4 separate regions of the Homo sapiens genome follow, and all the other regions are linked to region 2. The links are chromatin loops, found by intact Hi-C in ENCODE. Cell type or tissue: OCI-LY7. All regions are shown on one strand.

Evidence for each region. Peaks named below come from ENCODE experiments on the same cell type or tissue, not always from the same donor. Only the 100,000 strongest peaks of a DNase experiment are listed, where the experiment ranks them.
Region 1: it touches region 2 in a loop (3-fold over the local background); 13 of 110 quality-filtered maps call a loop at or near these places.
Region 3: it touches region 2 in a loop (2.3-fold over the local background); 8 of 110 quality-filtered maps call a loop at or near these places.
Region 4: it touches region 2 in a loop (7-fold over the local background); 44 of 110 quality-filtered maps call a loop at or near these places.

The regions. Positions count from the first base shown.
Region 1 is chr4:99,461,097-99,466,096 of GRCh38, forward strand. No RefSeq gene overlaps it. Among named protein-coding and RNA genes, the nearest start is that of ADH7, 28 kb to the left of the region's middle. In OCI-LY7, a CTCF peak has its summit at 1,981 (motif pointing left); a DNase peak (open chromatin) is centred at 1,965.
Region 2 is chr4:99,805,991-99,810,990 of GRCh38, forward strand. No RefSeq gene overlaps it. Among named protein-coding and RNA genes, the nearest start is that of DAPP1, 8.3 kb to the right of the region's middle. In OCI-LY7, CTCF peaks have their summits at 2,471 (motif pointing left) and 2,670; DNase peaks (open chromatin) are centred at 2,471 and 3,541; H3K4me3 peaks cover 1,491 bases; H3K27ac peaks cover 1,428 bases.
Region 3 is chr4:99,631,109-99,636,108 of GRCh38, forward strand. No RefSeq gene overlaps it. Among named protein-coding and RNA genes, the nearest start is that of C4orf54, 24 kb to the right of the region's middle. In OCI-LY7, no CTCF peak of the experiment used is centred here; a DNase peak (open chromatin) is centred at 1,943.
Region 4 is chr4:99,883,027-99,888,026 of GRCh38, forward strand. It overlaps LAMTOR3 (late endosomal/lysosomal adaptor, MAPK and MTOR activator 3), which reads right to left. Exons shown (of 7, transcript NM_021970.4): 4 at 4,270-4,328; 5 at 2,516-2,649; 6 at 1,036-1,099. Among named protein-coding and RNA genes, the nearest start is that of LAMTOR3, 8.9 kb to the right of the region's middle. In OCI-LY7, CTCF peaks have their summits at 2,253 (motif pointing left) and 2,454; a DNase peak (open chromatin) is centred at 2,235.

The sequences.
Region 1 (5,000 bases), 340 kb before region 2:
CCAGCTCCAGGGTCCTAGACCCTTTCTGGTTGCTTTTACAAAATGCTATCCATAGGTTTATAAATAATCTCTTAAACTCTTTGCAATAACTCACCTTGATGACACCACCTATTTATTTCCTACTAAAGCCAGAAATGACACAATGATTGTTACATTTTCTACTATTATTCCTTCCAGACTGCATTGGATTTTGTTTCAATAACCTATAGATATTATCAGTCAGATTATTTCATGAAGCTTGCCTCCATAGATAACAGAAATATGTGCTCTGGAGGAACAGAAGCTTTGGTTTCAAACGCAAGTTGGTTCTGGTCATGACTCTGCCACCTTCCAAACTAAGTGGTCCATCCACAACTTCTTTATAAGCCTCAATTTTCTCACCTGTAAAATATGGGTAATAAAAGTTCCTGCCTCGTAGGATGATTGTGGGGGTTAAATGGAATAAATGCATGTAAATTGCTTAATGGAGTGTAGAACATTGTGATCATTCAATTAGCTATTAATATTATTATTCTAGGAAAAAGAAAAGGATGTCCCCCCAGGCGACCATAAATGAGCAGCTGGGCTGTCAAATTTGCCTTTAATACTGTAACATTTCTGGTACTGGTCAAGCTACTGAAAACTCAGTATTGTATAAACCCAACATGACAGGGAACAGGGTGACAGGGCATTGGTGGAGCGGTCAGTGCCCTCTGGCCCTAGAGCAAGTCTTTGAGGCCTGGTTCTAGTTATTTTTCTCAACCCTGGGTCTTTATCAATCACCAGGGAAGGTTTTTCAAACATAAACTGTTGGCTGGACTTCAGAGCCTACACGATTTTGCAAAGCTCCTCAGGTGCTTCTGATGTTTGGGTTAAGAGCCAAAACTCTTTATTCCAAGGGTCATTGGTACTGTCCTGGACAGAGGTGGTCCTGGGCTATGCCCTGTAGGTTTCCTCTAGTCCATAGCCAGAGAGGACCAACATATCTTCAGAGAAAGCAAATACTTAGAAAATCCTAGGGTTAGGAGGATAATATTTATCCTTGAGGCAGGGTTACCAGCCACAGATTAGAAGTAGGAGACGCCTCTTCAACTTGGAATAAAGCCCTGGTACCAGATATTAACAAACTCAGTATTCTCAGAGGGAAACTCTCAAACTGCTGACTTCTGCACATGGTCTGTTAACATCCAGGTGCTTCAGGGTTACTGCAACTGCCCAAATTCCAACTTTTCTGGAAGGACAGTGCCTGTCACTGACTGGAGATTCTTTGTGTCTCCCCCTCTTCCCTTGCCCTCCTTTCCCACAGCCTACTGTCCAGCCATAAGAGTCTATCTCTAAGTCAGTGCCTTTCATTTCACCAACTCCACACTTGTCTTATGTATTCATTCATTAAGTCACTCATTCACTCAGTAAATATTTATTGAACTATCACAGAGGGTAAATCCCACCTAAATATCTGGAGAATCTGCTGCAAAAAGTCCCCAAGTGATCCTTTGGTATTCCCAGAGCGAGAAGGACTCTTCTAAATATTCTCATCCTTGAATAAAAATTTAAGGGCCAAGCATATTCCATATTTCTCTGGCACTTGTGAGTTTGTAAAGCATTTTTGTAGGGATTATTTTAATTGTTAATTCTGCTTATCTTGGGATGTATTATTATAAGTATTTATAGCTTAACTTTAGTGAAGAAAAAATGGAAGACTATTGAGGTAGGTTGCAGAATGTCAATTATTGAGGTAGGTTGCAGAATGTCAATTATTGAGGTAGGATGCAAAATGTCAATTATGTCAGTGGAAGTAACGTATTGCAGAATGTTCCAACTTATCAATAATGTCTTATCGAAAGGGCTATATAGTAGCCTTTACTTTTACCTTCTAAGGGTTTTTAGTTTAGGGAGGTAAATGGCCACAGCCTTTCTTGCCTCCAATCTTGTGTTCCACCTCTTCCCTAGCTGACTGGGCACCGTGAAGTCTGTGCCTGGTGTGTTACCACCACCTAGTGGTGAATATAGCACTTAAACCCTGTGACTGGAAACAAGATGTTAGAAGAGAATATATAGGTAGACTTAGATTAACATCGGTTTGAAAAGAATCTTGAATTTCTCTTCCCACTCCAGAAAGCCACCCTGATATAGATATATTCTTTTGACAAGTTTAGATAGTACATAATCAGCTATTTTTAAAAGTAGGCATTCCAGTGCCTTTTTGCTGTCTTTTCTCTTGTCACACCCTACAGTAATTTTTCCTTAAAAGCTTTTTTTAAATCATAAACCAACTATCATTTTAACTATTCAGTATCTGTGAAATATCTAATATGGATATGCAAATGGCAGAGAATGCTCTTTAAACTTCTTTTATCAACACTTAAATTACAGCACTTCTCTCAATGAATTGAAATATCTCTTCTCAGAGCCAGAAGAACTATGTATTCAGAAGTGCTCCATTTTGAGTTCTAACAGAAATAAACCTAAGATATTGCTTGATAACAGCTGATAGTAATTAGACCCACTGACTGGAAAAAGTAAATGCATAATACTTTGCATTACTTTGGTAATCCAAAGTAATGTCACTCATCCTAAGATTCCCTAAAGGAGCTCAGGAAACATTTCCACTGTCTGTCCTTTTTATTCAGCTGAGGGAGCAGAAAAATGAGAAACAAAGAGCTCATTCATATGTGTGAATTTTGAGAATCTGTCAACATTCTCAGGCTGATGATGCACCACTTCTCCCATTTTTTCTAAACATGGAACCAGTTCTGCCACTGGCTTCTGTGCGACACTGGTGAACTTGCTCACGTGTTTTTGGGTTTCAATTCCCCTGCCACATTACTTTGTTTAAAAGAACCATGATCCTACAGTCACCTTCTACTGGGTTGAATGGTGGACACCCAAAAAATGTTCATATACTAATTCTCTGGGACCTATAAATGTGACTTTATTTGGGAAAATGATTTTTACAGATGTTAATTAGGTTAAGGATCTCTTGATCATTCTATATTATCTTGGTAAGCCCTAAATCCAACACCCTGTATCCTTTTAGGACACACAAAGGAGATAACACAGAGAGATGGAGAAGACCATGTGAAAATAGAGGCAGAGTTGAGAAATACACAGTAAGCCAGCAAGCCAAGAGAAGAGGGATGGCTGGGTTATATGGTAGCTTTATTTGTAATTTCTTTAGGAACTTCCTTATTGTTGTCCATAATGGCTGCACCAATCTACATTCCCATCAACAGTGTACAAGGGTTCCCTTTTCTCCACACCCTCACCCACACATTCTGTTGCTTCTCTTTTTGATAATAGCTATCCTAAGATGTGTAAAGATGTATTTCACAGTAATTTTGATTTGTTTTTTTTTTTTGAGACGGAGTCTCACTCTGTCACCCAGGCTGGAGTGCAGTGGCGCGATCAGGGCTCACTGCACCCTCCATCTCCTGGGTTCAAGCGATTCTCCTGCCTCAACCTCCCAGGTAGCTGGGATTGCAGGCATTTGCCACCACGCCCAGCTAATAATTTTTTGTATTTTTAGTAGAGACAGGGTTTCGCCATGTTGGCCAGGCTGCTCTCAAACCCTTGACCTCAAGTGATCTGCCCGCCTCAGCCTCCCAGAGTGCTAGGATTATAGGGGTGAGCCACTGCGCCCAGGCTTGATTTGTTTTTTTTCTAATTATTAGGGATGTTGAGTACCTTTTAATGTATCCATTAGCTATTTTTATGTGCTTTTTGACAAATGTCTACATCAAGTCCTTTGCCCATTTTAAAACCGGGTTATATATGTTTGTATGAGCTATTTATAAACTTTGAATATTAACCTCCTATCTGGTATATGGTTTACAAGTATTTTTTCCCCAATCTGTAGATTGCATTTTCATTTTGTTGGTTCTTTCCTTTGCTGTGCAGAAGCCTTTCAGTTTGATATAGTCCCATTTATTTATTTTTGGGACTAAATCCAGTTTCTCAGCACCATTTGTTGAAGAAACTATCCCTTCCTCGTTGTGTTTTCTTGGTGCCCTTGTTGAAAATTAATTGACCATACATATTTGGATTTATTTATTTCTGGGCTCTATGTTCTGTTCTATTGGTCTATGTGTCTGTTTTTATGCCTGTATCATGCTATTTGGGTTGCTATAGCTTTGTAGTATATTTTGAGGTCAGATCTTGTGATACCTGCAGGTTTCTTTCTTTTGCTCAGGATTGCTTTGGCTATTGAGGGTTTTGTAGTTCTATAGAAATTTTATAATTTTTTTCTATTTCTGTGAAGAATGTCATTGGTATTTTGGTAGGAATCGTATTGAATCTGTAGATTGCTTTGAGTAGTATGGTCATTTGAACAATGTTAATTCTGCTGATCTGTGAACATGGGATGTATTTACAGTTGTTTGTATTCTTTTCAATTTCTTTAACTGTTTTATAGTTTGCCTTGTAGAGGTCTTTCACCATCTTGGTTAAATTTATTTTTAAATATTTTATTTTATTTTTTGATGCTATTGTAAATGGGATTTTTTTTTCAGCTAGGTCATTATTTGTATATAGAATGTCACAAATTTTGTATGTTGATTTTATATCTTGCAACTTTACTAAATTCATTTATTATATTAACGGTTTTCTGGTGGAGCCTTTGGGGTTTTCTACATATAGGATCATGTCATCTGAAAATAGAGATAATTTTACTTCTTCACTTCCAAATTGGGTACCTTTTATTTCTTCTTCTTGTTTAAAAGTATTATCAAGAACAATTAATTAGTTTTCCCCCATTGATTAGGATGTTAGCTGGGAGTTTTTATAGATGACCTTTAAGTTGAGGAAGTTTCCTTTTATGTCTAAACTGTTAAGAGTTTTTATCAAGAAAAATCTCGAACTTTGTCAAATGCTGTATCTGCATCAATTGATATGATCATTTGATTTTTGTCCTTCAGTCTGTTAATGTGATGTATCGCATTGATTGATTTCCATATATTAAACCAGCCTTGCATACCAGGAATAAATCCCCCTGTGTAGTTATTTTTGGCTGTTTTGACTTTTAA
Region 2 (5,000 bases):
TGTAAGCTGTGTTATAATGCAAACTTTCCTCCATTTCTCTAAGCAAAACTTTAGTCAAGTCTGCTATCCTTGACCGTTTGACAAGACAGCTGCACTTAGAGGCACCATGTCTACTGTTTGGTCAGGTGGTACAGAGAGAAGAGAACAACCTCACAAGGCACGCTGGCTGACTGGCTCAGTGGCTTAGATGTCAATGGAAGCAGGAAGTAAGAGGAACAGAAACTATGATATTGTAAGCCCCCAGAATTCATGGAAATCTCACTGGATTGTCAGATCACTGGATTGGCCACAGCATGTGAGATAGGGAAGCCTGGAGGGGATATTCTTTTCATTAATTAAAGGAAAGGGTTAGGGGACTTGGATTCCCTCAACCCAACAGGCTGAGGTGACTTGGATCACTTAGGAAGCAATAACACTACTGAGCATCATCATGCCCTTTCCTTCCAGGACACAAAATCTTGCTAGAGAGTAGGCAAGATTAGGTTGAGTTAAGGCCAAGAACAACCACCAAGACCTGCCTGCCCTTGGCCCTGAAGCCGTGAATCCTCACCTATAAGGATTCTTCCTCCCAGGGACTCCCTTTTTTACTCCCAGAAGTCCAGCTCCATCCCTTTCCTATTTGCCCTTGTCTGTCAGACTGGTTTGTATCCTAAGCCTGGATCAAGTTAAGTCCCCCACCATGGGACCTCTGGTCATCTGGATCATCAGTGTCATCGAGCAACCTATTACCCTAAGAAGGCCTTGTTTGCTGAGAGCACTTGGAGGATCTCCACAGGGAGCCGCCAACTCCTGATGCCAGCATAGCTGAGTCTCAGCTGAGCTGCAGCCAAGAGTTACTGAGACAAAAGAGTTTGAGGTTACTTAGTTGATACCTCCAAGCCCGAAAACCTTTCTTGGTTTTGGAAGTCCTTCTTTTTCTCCTTACACAGCCCATTGCTCGTGAGCACACACAGATGGTCCAAGGAATGACAGGCTTCTTTTGTGATGGGTGTTGACTGACACAAACGTGGATAGCTTATTAGGTCACAAGGTACCATCTTTTCTTGGCACAGGCTTATGGCACTCGTTATTGCCCCAGGAGCCCACAGACCCGTCACCACATTACTTTTGGTCTGCAGGCTCTTCCACAGACTCGGGTGCTCTTCAACCTTTGCCGAACATCAGAATCACCTGGGGCAACTGTCCAAGATGCAGGCCCCAGGGCCCTGTGCCTTGGGGATTTTGAGGCTGGTGGTGCACAGCCTGTCCTGGGAGAAGCCCTGCTGCAGCCCTTAGCTTTCAGCTTCCAGTGTGTCACCTCCATGCTCCCCACCCTCCAGGGTCTTCTGAAGCCTTTATTTTTGCTCTGATGTGGCCCCCTTCAGGGCCAGGTTTATCCTTTTTGCTTCGGGTGGATTACTGGTTCAGTCACCTATCACACCATCCTGTCAGTACTCTCTTTTATAGTTCTCCTGCTCTCTTCACATTTTTTTTTTAACCACTCATAGTTCCTCATAATTTTGCTCTTCCTCCTGCTTCCATCCCCCACCTAACCTTCTGGATAAAATTCACTTTGTGTCTGGGCACAATGACGGATGCCTGTAATCCCAGCACTTTGAGAGACTGAGGCAGGAGGATCACTTAAGGCCAGGAGTTCAACACCAACCTGGACAACACAGTGAGACCCCCATCTCAAAAAAAATCATCTCTATAATGTCTCCTTTAGATAGACAGAACAAAAACATTTACATGTTAAGAGAAACTTCTCTTTACCACCCTTAAAATATTTAAAATACCAAAGATCTCATATTTATATGATTAACAGAGAAAACTCAGACCCATGGGCCACCCAGGAACAGTGACAAAATCTACTTCAAAGTTGTTGCTGTGGCTGAGTCACTGTCTCTGTAATCGGGGAGCTGTTCCCAAGCTGCCTTCACTGTAACGCTGAGAACCCTGAAGAATTTTCACTATTTCCAGTCACCGTTACTGTGACAGGGCTCTACGTTAGCAGTTTTAGAGTCACCTACATTCCTTATTTTAAATGAAAATTGAAATGCTTTGAAGATTTATATTTACCAAATGAGCTGAGGAAAAAGTAAGTGCTTAAAATATATTGCAATTGCAGAAATGAAAATCATTTTTAGGTATAAAATTGAATTTTTAGATTTCAATCACTTCCTACTCATTTAAATTCTTTCAGTAAAGGTCTCAAAGCTTTAAAGGGAAAAGAGAGCAGAACTAAGAATTGAACCATTTAAAACTTGGTGAGACAGGTAATAAATTATACCTGAATCATTTAATGGTTTAGTAGTCTGGCGTTTAAGGAATCTTCTACAAATGTGGTGTTGGGTAGTATCACCTGAATTCAGCTACTTTAATAAAGAACTATACTTTCATAGAGAGGAAGGAAAAAGCGATGGATCTAATCTTGACTTCAGGTAAAACAGCTCCCCCGCGCCCACCAACGCGGTATTACTGCCACCTAGTGATAGCATATCCTCATCACAGAGGTCCTGCCTGTGGAAGTGGAGGGGAAGAGGTGTAGTAAGCACAGCCAGTAGGGCGAATCCACAAATTAAATACACCCGGGGGTTGGGGGTGGCGAGGGGAGCGCTAGAGTAAGGCTATATTTTCTATAATGTCCATTCTCATTGCTTCCAGGGCTATTTTAAGAAATATTTATTTTGATGGGGTTTCAAAGTAAGTCATATGAGGACCTGTAAGCCACAGTTTTTACTCCCGCGGAGTTTGTTTTACGCAGGCTTCAAATGGACAAATAACATACATCTGAGGTTCAAGCTTTCTATTAATTTAATGCTGGCCTGGAAAACATTTTGTGATTTAAAAGAAAGCACCAAAGTTAGCTGTATTATTACTGGACTCAGCAAGGAAAGAATTGGGCTCAGTCAGAAGTGCCAGAATCCCTGTAACTAGGGGTGAAATCTCAGGCAAGTATCTTAATAGTTTCCAACCCCACTTGCCCAACCTGTTAAATAGGGGAACTGAAGTAGGTTCCCTCTAAGATGCTCTCCATGAAAAGCTCTAAGACTCCTCTTATTCATTTCTGAAGTCCTACCCCAAGGTAGACCAAACGTTCTGACATTTTGGCTGAGCTGCTCCATTCACACACATTATCATGAACGATTTCAAATTTTACCCATTTTCAAAAGCTGAATCTACCCTGGTGCTTCGTGGAAGCTAAGAATCTGGGAGATATCTCAGCTGGCCAGTTGGTCAAATTATCTTTGTTATTTGCCATTAGCTCCCGTTAGTTAACACAGCAATCTTTTCAGATGAAGTGTGGACAAGAAGACAAAAAGTATTTGGATAGGGCCCACAGGATCCAAAAGTGCGTAACCTTGTTTAATTTCATTTGGTTGAGTTAGCAGCTACTTTTGCAGACTTAAATGCAAAAATGCTGGTGTGTTTGAAGTTTCATTTTTGTCCAGGCTTTCATTACTCAGAAATCAGTGCTGACACAATTAAGCATGACCTTTCCATGCAGATGGTGCCTTGCTTCACCAGCACAAACAGCATCTGCCACACTCACCCACAAGTGCACATGTTTGCATATTTTTAAGACACTGCATCTAAAAATGGTAAAGTAAGTGCTGAAGTAAAGCCTTTGCGGAAGGGAGCATAATATCACTTAATCTGTTTGCATTACCTGTTAAGAAAGCCAGAGTGAAGTTCTAGGAAATTAGGAGACATGCAAAACACAGCACTCTTCTTAAACCACACATGTGCTCTCTTAACATTATTGGAATAATGTATTAACACTGCTCTATCTGAAGGCATGTTGATTTGCTGTGCTAAGAGGTGTTTGGTTAAATATAAATCATCCCCAGCTTCAGCAAGAAAGCCTAATATATATTATGTATGTGTGCAGGATAGCTTCAGCAACCCTGGGTATTTGTTTCTAAAAAGTCACATTATTTCAAAGTTAAAAGGGAACTTAAAAGTGACTTAGAATAACTTTCCTTCTAATATAAGAATCTTTTTTACCAGTGACATACAAAGGTGAGGGGGTGCTTGGGAGCACTTTAATCCCTGGTATAGTCAATAACAATAAAGAAACAGGCTGTGCGTTGTGGCTCATGCCTATAAACCTAACACTTTGGGAGCCTGAGGCGGGAGGATTGCTTCAACCCAGGAATTCAAGACCAGCCTGGAAAGAATGGCAAAATCGTGTCTCTACCAAAAAATACAAAAATAAGCCTGGTGTAGTGGTGCATGCTTGTAGTCCCAGCTATTCAGGAGGCTGAGGTGGGAGGATGGCTTGAGCTGAGGAGGCAGACATTGCAGTGAGGTGAGATCATGCCACTGCACTCCAGCCTGGGTGACAGAGCCAGACACTCTCTAAAAAAAAAAAAAAAAAAAAAAAAAAGAAAGAAAGGGAATAAAGAAACAATGATAATGATAAAACCAATGAGAAGTCATTCTGCTCTTTATTATCACCAGAAACCAGCAATTCTAACCAATGTCAATGACAGAATATACCTCTCAGCAGAGGCAAACCATTCCTCACTCCCTACCAAAAACTGAACATTTGTGTCCCACAAAATTCCTATGTAAAAGCCTAATCCCCAATGTGATGGTATTTGGAGGTGGAGCCTTTGGGAGGTGATTAAGTCATAAGGTCATAATTCTCATTAATGGGATTCATGTCTTATAAAAGAGGTCCCAGGGAACTTCCCAGCCCCTCCCACCATGTGAAGACACAGCAAGAAGACAGCCAGCATCTATGAACCATGAATCAGGCATTATCAGACCCCACATCTGCTGGTGCCTTGATCTTGGACTTCCTAGACTCCAGAAATGTGAGAAATAAATTTCTGTTTTGTGTAAGCTACCCAGTCTGTGGGATGGGGTGGGGAGAGTGACCCAGGACCCCTAGTGATGAAGGTGGGGAGAGTGACCCAGGACCCCTAGAAATGGGGTAAGGGAAGAGTAACCCAGGACCCCTAGGGATGGGGTGGGGAGAGTGACCCAGGACCCTAGGGATGGGGTGGGGAGAG
Region 3 (5,000 bases), 170 kb before region 2:
ACCATCCTATTCATAAAAGCTTAATTTATTCATAGTTAACTGGAACATGATGTAAATCTGTAAGCTATTTTCACCCTTCTATTTTTAATAGAAAGATTCCTGCCATAATCTTCTAGGATTACATGTAAAAGTGTGGACATTCTCTTTCCAGAATAGGCTTTAGTTATAAATTAACTGATTTCCTTTGTTAGTGAAAATGAGTCAATGTTATTTGGTTTGGGGATATCTATCTTTTTAAAATACTTCTCCCACTCAATTTGCCTGAAGATTAACCATGTAAACAGTCATGGAGTAAAATTTCAGGGTGCAATGAATCTTTCAAATTGCCAAGATACACAGAGATGCTTAAAGGTAGAGATGCTCTCATATATTCCTCAAATGGTGAAACCCTGTCTCTTCTCAAAATACAAAAACTAGCAGGGTGGTGGGCGTCTGTAATCCCAGCTACTCAGGAGGCTGAGACAAGAGAATCGCTTGGACCCAGGAGGTGGAGGTTGCCGTGAGCCAAGATCATGCCACTGCACTCCACACTCCAGCCTGAGTGAGACTCCGTCAAAAAAAGAAAAAAACAAAACAACAACAACAAAAAAAACAGACATTCGCTCTTTAATGAGATCTGAAGGAGTTATGGTAAATACAAAGCACTTGTTAGGTGAGCAGACAATTCCCAAGAATTAACATTACTTAACATGCCTAAACAAAGTTTTCTCTACCTTTATTATTTAGCAAACATTTTATATTACACTTGTTAAGTGCCATGTACTGCTCTAGGCCCTTTACAGGCATTAAATCAGTTCCTTCTCATAAGAACCCTACCAAGTAGGAACTATTATTACACACTAGATTTGTTTAGGAAGAATCAAAACAGAGGGATTCAGTGACTTGTCCAATGTCTCACAGCTGGCGAAAGGCAGAGTCTGGATTTAATTCTGCAAGATTTAACTCTAGAGGAGTCTGCTACCTATGGCAAGATCCAGTCTGAGCTCCTAAGACTAGAATTCAATTCTCTCCTCACACTCAGGTTCCACACTTCATTCCTGTCTCCTATGCATGACTTTTCATGAATATCACCTTTCCTGCCCCTGAAATATGCACTGTCCCAAACAGATCTTACCCTTAGCTGTTTGTTTCTGTGTTCTTGCCTTCCCCCTTCCCTTCTGCCGAAACAAATCTTACCAAGCCCAGCTCCTATTACATTTTCTGCACATAGAATCTGCCAGCTATGGAGACACTTGCTTCCCATGTATGCTTATTAAATATATAACCCAACTGGAAATTAACCAAACCAACTTAGGTGACTGCCTTTCTCTGTTGCCTTATGTCATTATTTTTTAGAAGTTTTACTTTAAGATTACTTATGTAAATATCTTTCTAAATAAAGTGTGAGCTTCTCAAACTCAGCGCCATGTATATATCCTCAGTATTCTTCATGCAGTGTATAGTCTGTGTTCAATGACCCCTGAGCTGTTCCCTATGGATGCTAAGGACATCCATAACTTAAACTGCTCTTCAGGATGTCCAAGGTGCCATTTGAAGTGGGCAGATTTCTGTTACAGCCTCCATAGCAAAGCAATTTACTCTCCCCTCATGCCCTGGTACTCTGACACTTCCCTCAAAAGAAAAAAAAAAAGATAAATGTTCAAAAAATAAAGGCTAGATTAACTGTATCAATATAGAAGGAAAACAATATTTTTTAAGAATTGTTTTTATGAAATGTTCACAAAAACCCTGAGGCAGGCATTTATTGTCTCCATTTTTAAAGATCGTTGAGGAAAATGAGGATTGGAGAGAAAATATCTCACTGGGGACTAGTACACTAATATAATGGGTCAAGAGCAGAGTTTTCTACTCAGGAATATCAGTCTTGCTGCCGTCCAGGAAGTGACCAAACTGTGTTGCCAGGGCACAGTGTTCCAGAGCAGTGGTTCCCAAATTTGCATGAGAAGCACCTGGAGGGCTTGTTAAAATACAGATTGCAGCTTCTCACCACTCCCTGTCCATTTCTGATTTAACAGGTGTAAGATGGTCTGAGGGTTTGCATTGAAAACACGTTAAGTTTCCCCTGCTGTTGATGTGGGGACCACACTTTGAGAGCCCTGTTCTAGAGAAACTTGACCCAGGAACGAAGAAAGACAAGGACAATCCTAAGACCACATAAGACCATTAGTCCATTACTCTTTCCTGATGTCTGTAAAGTAGCAAGTGAGGGAAATGTCAAAGTAAAAGTTTATATACTACTTTCTGCAGTGAAATATGTATTTCTGCAAATCACAAGGAGCTGCTCATGCTTCCACCTTCAAGATAATTTGAAATAAGTGAAGTGCTAAAATATGAGGTTTCTAAATGCAGTGTTTGCATGGCAGCTCTCATTAGCATAGAATATTTCTAAGGAACTGGTGATTTAGGTGTGTAGGGGGATGGTGGAATTGGGAGATGGAGGGAGGAAGACATTTCAAAATCTCATGTGTCAAAATTTCTAAGAATGCTCATGCACTTTTGTTTAGTAATTCTAATTAGAGGACTTTACCTCATGAAAATAATCAGAGATGCTTACAAAGATTTATGTTCAAAAATATTTATTGCAGCATCATTTTCATAGCTCCAAACTATAAATACTTTAAAATATGAGATTGATTAAACATATTATAATACAGCTATATGAGAAAAAAGATAGAGCAGTTAAAAGTCATTCCTCCAAGAATATTGGAAGACAAAGAGGTAGAATATTGGTGTAAGGAAAATGGATGTGCTGTGGTCAAAACAGGCCGAGGCAGACATCCAGTCCAGCATGACTCAGTGAGTTTGGAGCAGAGGTGCACAACTCTGCTCATTGTGTAACCACGCCACATGAGGCGCATTAGGTGATCACCCACGTGAGTTCATGCTAGGCTTGGAGCGACTATTGTTTGTAAAAGGTATAATTATCCTGCTAACGCTGTACATATGGCTCGTGCCTGGACTCGCTCGTGCCTAGAAAGAGTAAAGCCATGTCGAAACTGTCTACGTTTCCTTGAGTGTTTTTCCAGCTCCCCCGCACTCGCCCACCGACTCCCCTTGGATCTTCGTTAGAACCTGACAATTGGTAAATGAAGAGGTACAATATTATGAAGCAAAAAAAAGTAGACAACAAAATAGCATGTAAAATATCAAATATACTTATAAATATTTATTTTCTAGAGGCAATTTGTGCAGTGGGTCTCCAAGTAAAAATTTTTCCCCCTGCTTTCTAATTTTTAAAATATTGTAATTAAATTTTTTTCAATGAATATGCATTATATTTGTAAATATAATGCATACAAGGAATCCCAATAAATGATTGAGTATTTTTAAGTACGCTGTATAACAGTGAATTTGAAGTTTTCAGAAGCAGAGGTTCTATAATGGGGAGGTGTATCATAGCAGTTAATGTTTCTTGAATGCTAACTATAGGCTAGGAGTGATACATATTATCTCATAATTTTCTCATTATAATGATACATATGTCATAAATATAATATGGTATATTGTAATACTGTTAAATATATTGTGTTTGTGTATATTATATACATAAACACACACTATAGTGTTTTATATACTGTTAATAATAGTGCTATTACTAAACTTATTTCACAGAGATGATACTGATTGAAGAACTGACTTAAGAATTCCTTTTAAAAAAAACCGTTTAAAAACACCTCTTAATGAGTATGGTGCTTTTAAAACATGTCCCCCAGTTCTTGGCACTCCACCCATTGAGAGGTAGAATTTATGTTCCTGTCCATTGAATCTGGGCTCTGTGATTTCCTGTCAAATAGAGATGATGAAAGTGACTCTGTCAGTTTCTGAAATAGGTCTTAAGAAACTGGCACTGTCTGCCTCCTGTCTCTGGGGATACTTACTGTTATAACCCAGCCATCATATTCTGAGGAAGCCCAAGCAGCAAGATGCCCAAATGAAGAGGAATCAAGACCCTTTTCTCTTGGGCCTAGCTAAGCTTCCAGCTGACAGCTAGCATCAACTTGCCAGTCATGTGAGTGTGCCATCTTGGAAGTGGATTCTCCCATTCCTAGACTGATACTATGTGAATCACACCCAAATCTGCCATGCTGAGCCCTGCCTGAATTGCAGATTCATGAGCTAAGCAGATGATTTTTGTTATTTTTAGCCACTAAGTTTTGAGGTAGATTGTTTCTCAGTAGTACATAACTAGAACAATGGGCATGCTTATTTATGAAAGTAAGATCTTCTGGATATAGTGTAGTGGGTCTGCATCAGTAGGGATTCATTAGATAGGTAAATTGCTGTATACAAGAAATTACAGAAACATGGAGGATGGGGAGCCAGAAATCTAGGGAGCAGAGGAAGTGGAAGATGAAAGTAGAGGGCTCTAGCAATTAGGAGAGTGTCTGGAGCACAAATAAACTCAACAACCAGAGAAAATGATCTCGTGCCAGAGATGGCATGGGGCTATTTAAGAATTGGAATGCCAGTGGTTCAGGTTTAAGGTGTATGCTAATGCAGCTGCCTGCCATATGATGAACTACCTGCTAATCTCCATCGAGTTACAGCAAACCTTCAGCCAAATCCTGCCACACATACAGTCGCTGTTTCTGGAATACTCAGGATGGGGTGAGTGTGCTGCAATGAAGGCTGGTGGGGTAATGCAGTGCAGAGAAAAATGACGCATACTTGGTGCAAAGTGGAGACTGTAGTTTGAGAATTGATTAGAAACAAGAGCCAGAAGCCAGAGGTGACTCAGAGGTGACATATAAGATCTGAAACTGCCCTTAATTTCCTTTCTTGCTCTATATTCCCCAACCACTAGACAGATGTGAGGAATCCTGGATGTCTGTCTTTGTGCAATATGGGTTCAAGTGTTTTGGGGTCTTAATCTTAAGGTTTATAGTGATCTCAATTGACTAGTGGATTATTTAAGGGACATGTTACAGCATTAATCTTCACTGTGCAGTAGGTTTCCAAAATGTATGTCTCTGATATGTAGTTTTTGAGAGGGACGACCA
Region 4 (5,000 bases), 77 kb after region 2:
TTGTTCTGTACATTATCATAGTATATAACAACTGGTGACTTAGTATGTGATGATAGGTGATTTATCAAAACTCAGATTTAGTATATTTCCTAAATATACTTAAAATCTTAACACCATTACTATCCTATATAATTCAGAAAGTGTTTTTACATACAGTATTTTACAGATTCCTAAAATGTTTTGAAATGGAAGAGATCTAATAGATCATCAAATCTAAACCTCTCATTCTAAAGATGAGGTATCTAAGAACAGGCTTCAGTGACATAGCTAGAAGAACTTGCTCAGTTTGGAAGAAAAAACAAATAGAAAAAAATATATTACAATTCTCAACAGCAATCAAATCTAAAGGAGACAGACCTTTTAATAAAAATCCTACTTTATATAAAATGAAGTAAAAAAATTACAACCAAGTGAATAGTCATTATTTTACACATAAATATCCAGTGAAGGTATTGGATACAATGGAATTTTACTATTCTCTATAAAGGGTACAGCTTCCTAGCATTTGTTCTCAAATTCTTCAGTTCTCAAGAAGAGTGAGACTATGTTCATCCTATTCATGCTCTTTAAATTCTCAATCACATTCATTTTCCCCATTAGGTAAAATTTAAAAAATTCTAATTTAATAGATTGGTCTGTAACTCATCGATCATTTTAATGCGTTTTGTTGGGTTATCTTCACCTTGTTTTCTTAAACTGCTGTAATGGGAGCAAGATGTAGCACTCAGATAACATTTAATTTTCCTGTCTCCAAAAAAAAAAAAAAAAAATCACTTACCCATACACTGTCTCATTTGAACTAGAAAATAACATTGTAAGATGGAGAAAGCATATATTATCTCCATTATACAGATATGGAAACCAGGATTCAGAGAAATCACTTTTCCCAAGACATGGAAAAAAGACAGTGAAACTGGGCCACAAGTTCAAGATTTTTGGCTCTAAATCTACTATTCCTCTTAAATTAAGGTATGGTAATTAAATTAATTTTTTAAAATTAAGGATTAAAGTGATATTTAAGGTCATTAAACACACCTGTATTGGCACTGCTGCTGGCTATGAAACTCACCACCAAAGGTAAACGATTAAATTGAACCACCTAAAAAGAAAATAAGAGCCAAATAATATGTTGCATTATGAAAAGGTAGTATAACTAAACTGAAATGTCTTAATCTTTCAAAAACTTTAAAATCATCAATGTTTTAGCCCAACATTATGGTATTATATTATGAAACAGAAAGGAACTTTATATTTCAGTGAATATTTCCATAAAACAGAATTAGTGATGATCTCTTAGAGACATTAATACCATTTGGCCTGGAAAGTTTTTAAGGTGAAACCATATCTTCATCTTTTTATCTCTAAAGCCCAACAGAATATCAATTACATTGTAAGGACTTAATAAATAGTTGATAATTAAATGGATAAATGCAGTATTTCTCAGTTATTCAAGTAGTTTTATCTTCATGATATTTTCTGGTTCTTGTGTATTACTGTAATTTAAATTAAATTTAAAGTAACTTTAAATCAACTACCTTCAAAAAAAAAGAAAACTTAGTTTAAACCTAATCCTTATTGATGAAATTAAAGGTCAGATGGTTTGGTTATCTTTTACTTAATACACATTAAAATATATAACTTTTAAAATAAAAGATGGGCCTGGCACGGTGGCTCACATCTGTAATCCCAGCACTCTGGGAGGCTGAGGTGGATGGATCACTTGAGGCCAAGAGTTCAAGACCAGCCTGGCCAACATGGTGAAAGTCCGTCTCTACCAAAAATACAAAAATTAGCCAGGCCTGGTGGCACATGCCTGTAATCCCAGCTACTTGGGAGGCTGAGGCGTGAGAATCACTTGAACCTGAGAGGCGGAGGCTGCAGTGAGCTGAGATCATGCCACTGCACTCCAGCATGGGGCAACAGAGCCAGACTCTGTCTTGGAAGAAAAAAAAAAAAAGAGTAACTTACATCAATTGATTAGGAAACATCGCTCTAAAGCACAAGGAATTAATTTAGTCTTAAGAAAATGTAGCTTGAGATCAAGAGACATGCAAAAACTAAAAACTAACTTCTTTCCCACAAATAATAATCTCATTTATTACATATATATATTTCCAAAAAATGAAGGAATTAGCAGCAAGAGCAAATTTAATAAACTTTCAAGGAAAGTTTTTTTTATCTGTTACTACAACAAAAAAAGTGTGTCAGCTGAGAAATCACAGTTGTTTAGCTAACGGCACCATCTACTGGAGGTAACAGTGACCTGACATACTCTTTTTAGGATAACATGTACTTTATTAAATCACTTAATTACTTTTCCATAGTAATTATTTCCTGGTATGAAATGTGAAGAAAATTACTACATTTTAATACAACCAATTTGAAGGCTAAAATTTTACAATTTCATCCTCTTCAAAACTAAAATTGAGAACTATAACACAAACTATTTTATATATATAAAAGGCACAAAAATGACAACTGAAATCAGCAAATCATTTTATAATTATGAACTTACCTGGTAGGTGTTATAGTAACAGATGATACTTTTATTTTTGGAAAGTCCAAGTTTGCTTCCTTGGTCTGTTGCAAGGGCAAAAGTGGATAAGAAACCAGGTCGCAAAGCATGCTCTGGAGCATTGTCATTTGCCACTAGAAAAATAAGTGATTTAAATAAAAATTATGCAGAGGATATGGTAGAGAGATTTACAGCCCTTTTTTTTCATAAACCTCTTTTTAAAATTGAACACAAAGGTTATGTTTCACAATATTGAAAATCATATCACTAATGGGGTCTCATCACTAATCAGGAAAAACTGCTCAATCAAAAGTTCACTGATCACAAGTAAGAGAAAAAATGCTGACTCTCACAATTTTTTTAAATTTTAAAAAGAAAACTAAATGTTTACATTTTCTTGATATCTAACTTAAAACAGATTAATCAAGTACATTTAACTGGTTATCTGAGGACTAGGCTAGAATAAACTAATGAAAAAAGTTACAAAACTTCTGCTCTTATAAAACCCACAGCAGCAGTATCTCTCATAGATATTAACAATCTGCAGCTGGTTACCTGTTTCATGTTTCTCTCACTCATTAAAAGGTTTGCATGGAGTTTGTTATATTAATGAGTGCAGGGCTCAAGGCTTTAACACAGAGATCCTCATGAAGAATATTAGAGCTGGAAAATCTGAGATTATTTTGTTCAAATCCCTCATTACGGAATTAAGAGAAGGCAAGCAATCTGTCCACAGCCATTCAACAGCCATTTTATAGTGGGTTAGAAAGCACACTGGACCACACATCAGGAGATTATGGGTTCTATTACTGTTTTGTTACTGACTCATGTCCGACTTTGGACGGCAATGTCCGAAGATTATAAACCACAGGACCTCCTTTGTTCTTATAATGTGTTTGCCAAAATTCTCCCAGAAATGGAATCAATGTGTATTACAGAAATGTTTATAATCTTTACAAATTCATGCAGTTTATTAATAAGAATCTAAGACATAGCTAACTCTCCATTAAAACTGCTAAGAAGTCCAAGTGTCTTTGCACTTTATCACCTTCACTTATAAAATGAAAGAACTACATTAGTTGACTTCTAAACCTCCTTTCATTTCTAAAGTCTAAAATTATCTGATATATATGACAACTCCAGGTGGAAAATTGTAAACAAAATATACAGAACATTATCCAATCTTTAATCTTTGATAAAGCCACTATAGTGTCCCAATAAAACTAGGAACATCCATTCTCATAATACCATAATATAGAAATAGTAAAAATTGTCTGAATCCATACTGACTCTCTGTGACATCATGTTTACTTATGATCCAAATACATGGGTATTATCCTAAAACAACTAGCAATTTGATAAAATGTGTGTGTGGTATGTATATATATACACACACACATATATATATAGTAGGGGTGTCTGTGTGTATATCTAGCTGAATACATGCTCACTCTCATCACTTAGATTTACTAATGGTTTACGTTACACTGTAAATGTCTTTAATGGGAAATGGGTCTGTGATAAATCCATGCTTAAACTCTAGATGTTAATATGATACATGTGATATATAATACATTGTAGATTCAAATTCAACCTTCAACATACAAAAGCAAACACTTTCCCCAATACTAAGACCATCTCCCAAATTTACTAAAATGAATTTTATGTTTGCCTGCTGTACTACTCAGATGTAAATTACACACATTTTTAGTCAAAAGCAAAGAAGACATTTGCATTTAAATGTTCAGTTTTACCTTTAATAACAGGTACTCCATCTCTATCTGACACAACAATGGCATGGAGCCCTTCAACACTAGAAAAAGAAAATAGTTAAAATATAAAAAAAGTTAAAATATAAAATTTTAAAAAGTTAAAATATAAAATATTTCATTTTCTCAAACTATGCACCTCAAAGACATAATAATTCTCATGTATTTTCTGAAAAACCACAGACCCCAAAATTCTCCCAGAAATTGAATCAATGTGTATTATAGAAATGTTTATAATATTTACAAGTTCATGCAGTTTATTAATAAGAATCTAAGACATAGATAACTCTCCATTAAAACTACTAATGAATGATCAGTCCATGGTACACAAAAGCATGAAAGATTATCAGCAGGGGCTATAGTGACAAAAAACAGCCTTTTTCCTTTTTCATTCATGCAAATATTAAGCGGCCAGTATTTGTGGCACTTAATACTTTGATACTATGAAAAACAGAAATAAGCACAATCATTGCCTTCACATGGCTTCCAATGTAAAAAGTGAATGTGTTACCAATAAAATAATCTCACAATAACAAACGTAAAACTAAAACTGGTGGCAAGTGTTGTTAAAAAGTTCATAGGGATATGAGAACCTAGAAAAGAGGAGGCTGATGCAGACAGACAGTGGGCCAGAGAAGGCTTTCCTGGAGGCAGTAATACATCAGCTGAGACGTTATGGCACTAAGTGAAAAGACGTGGAAAAACTGTTCCTGGCT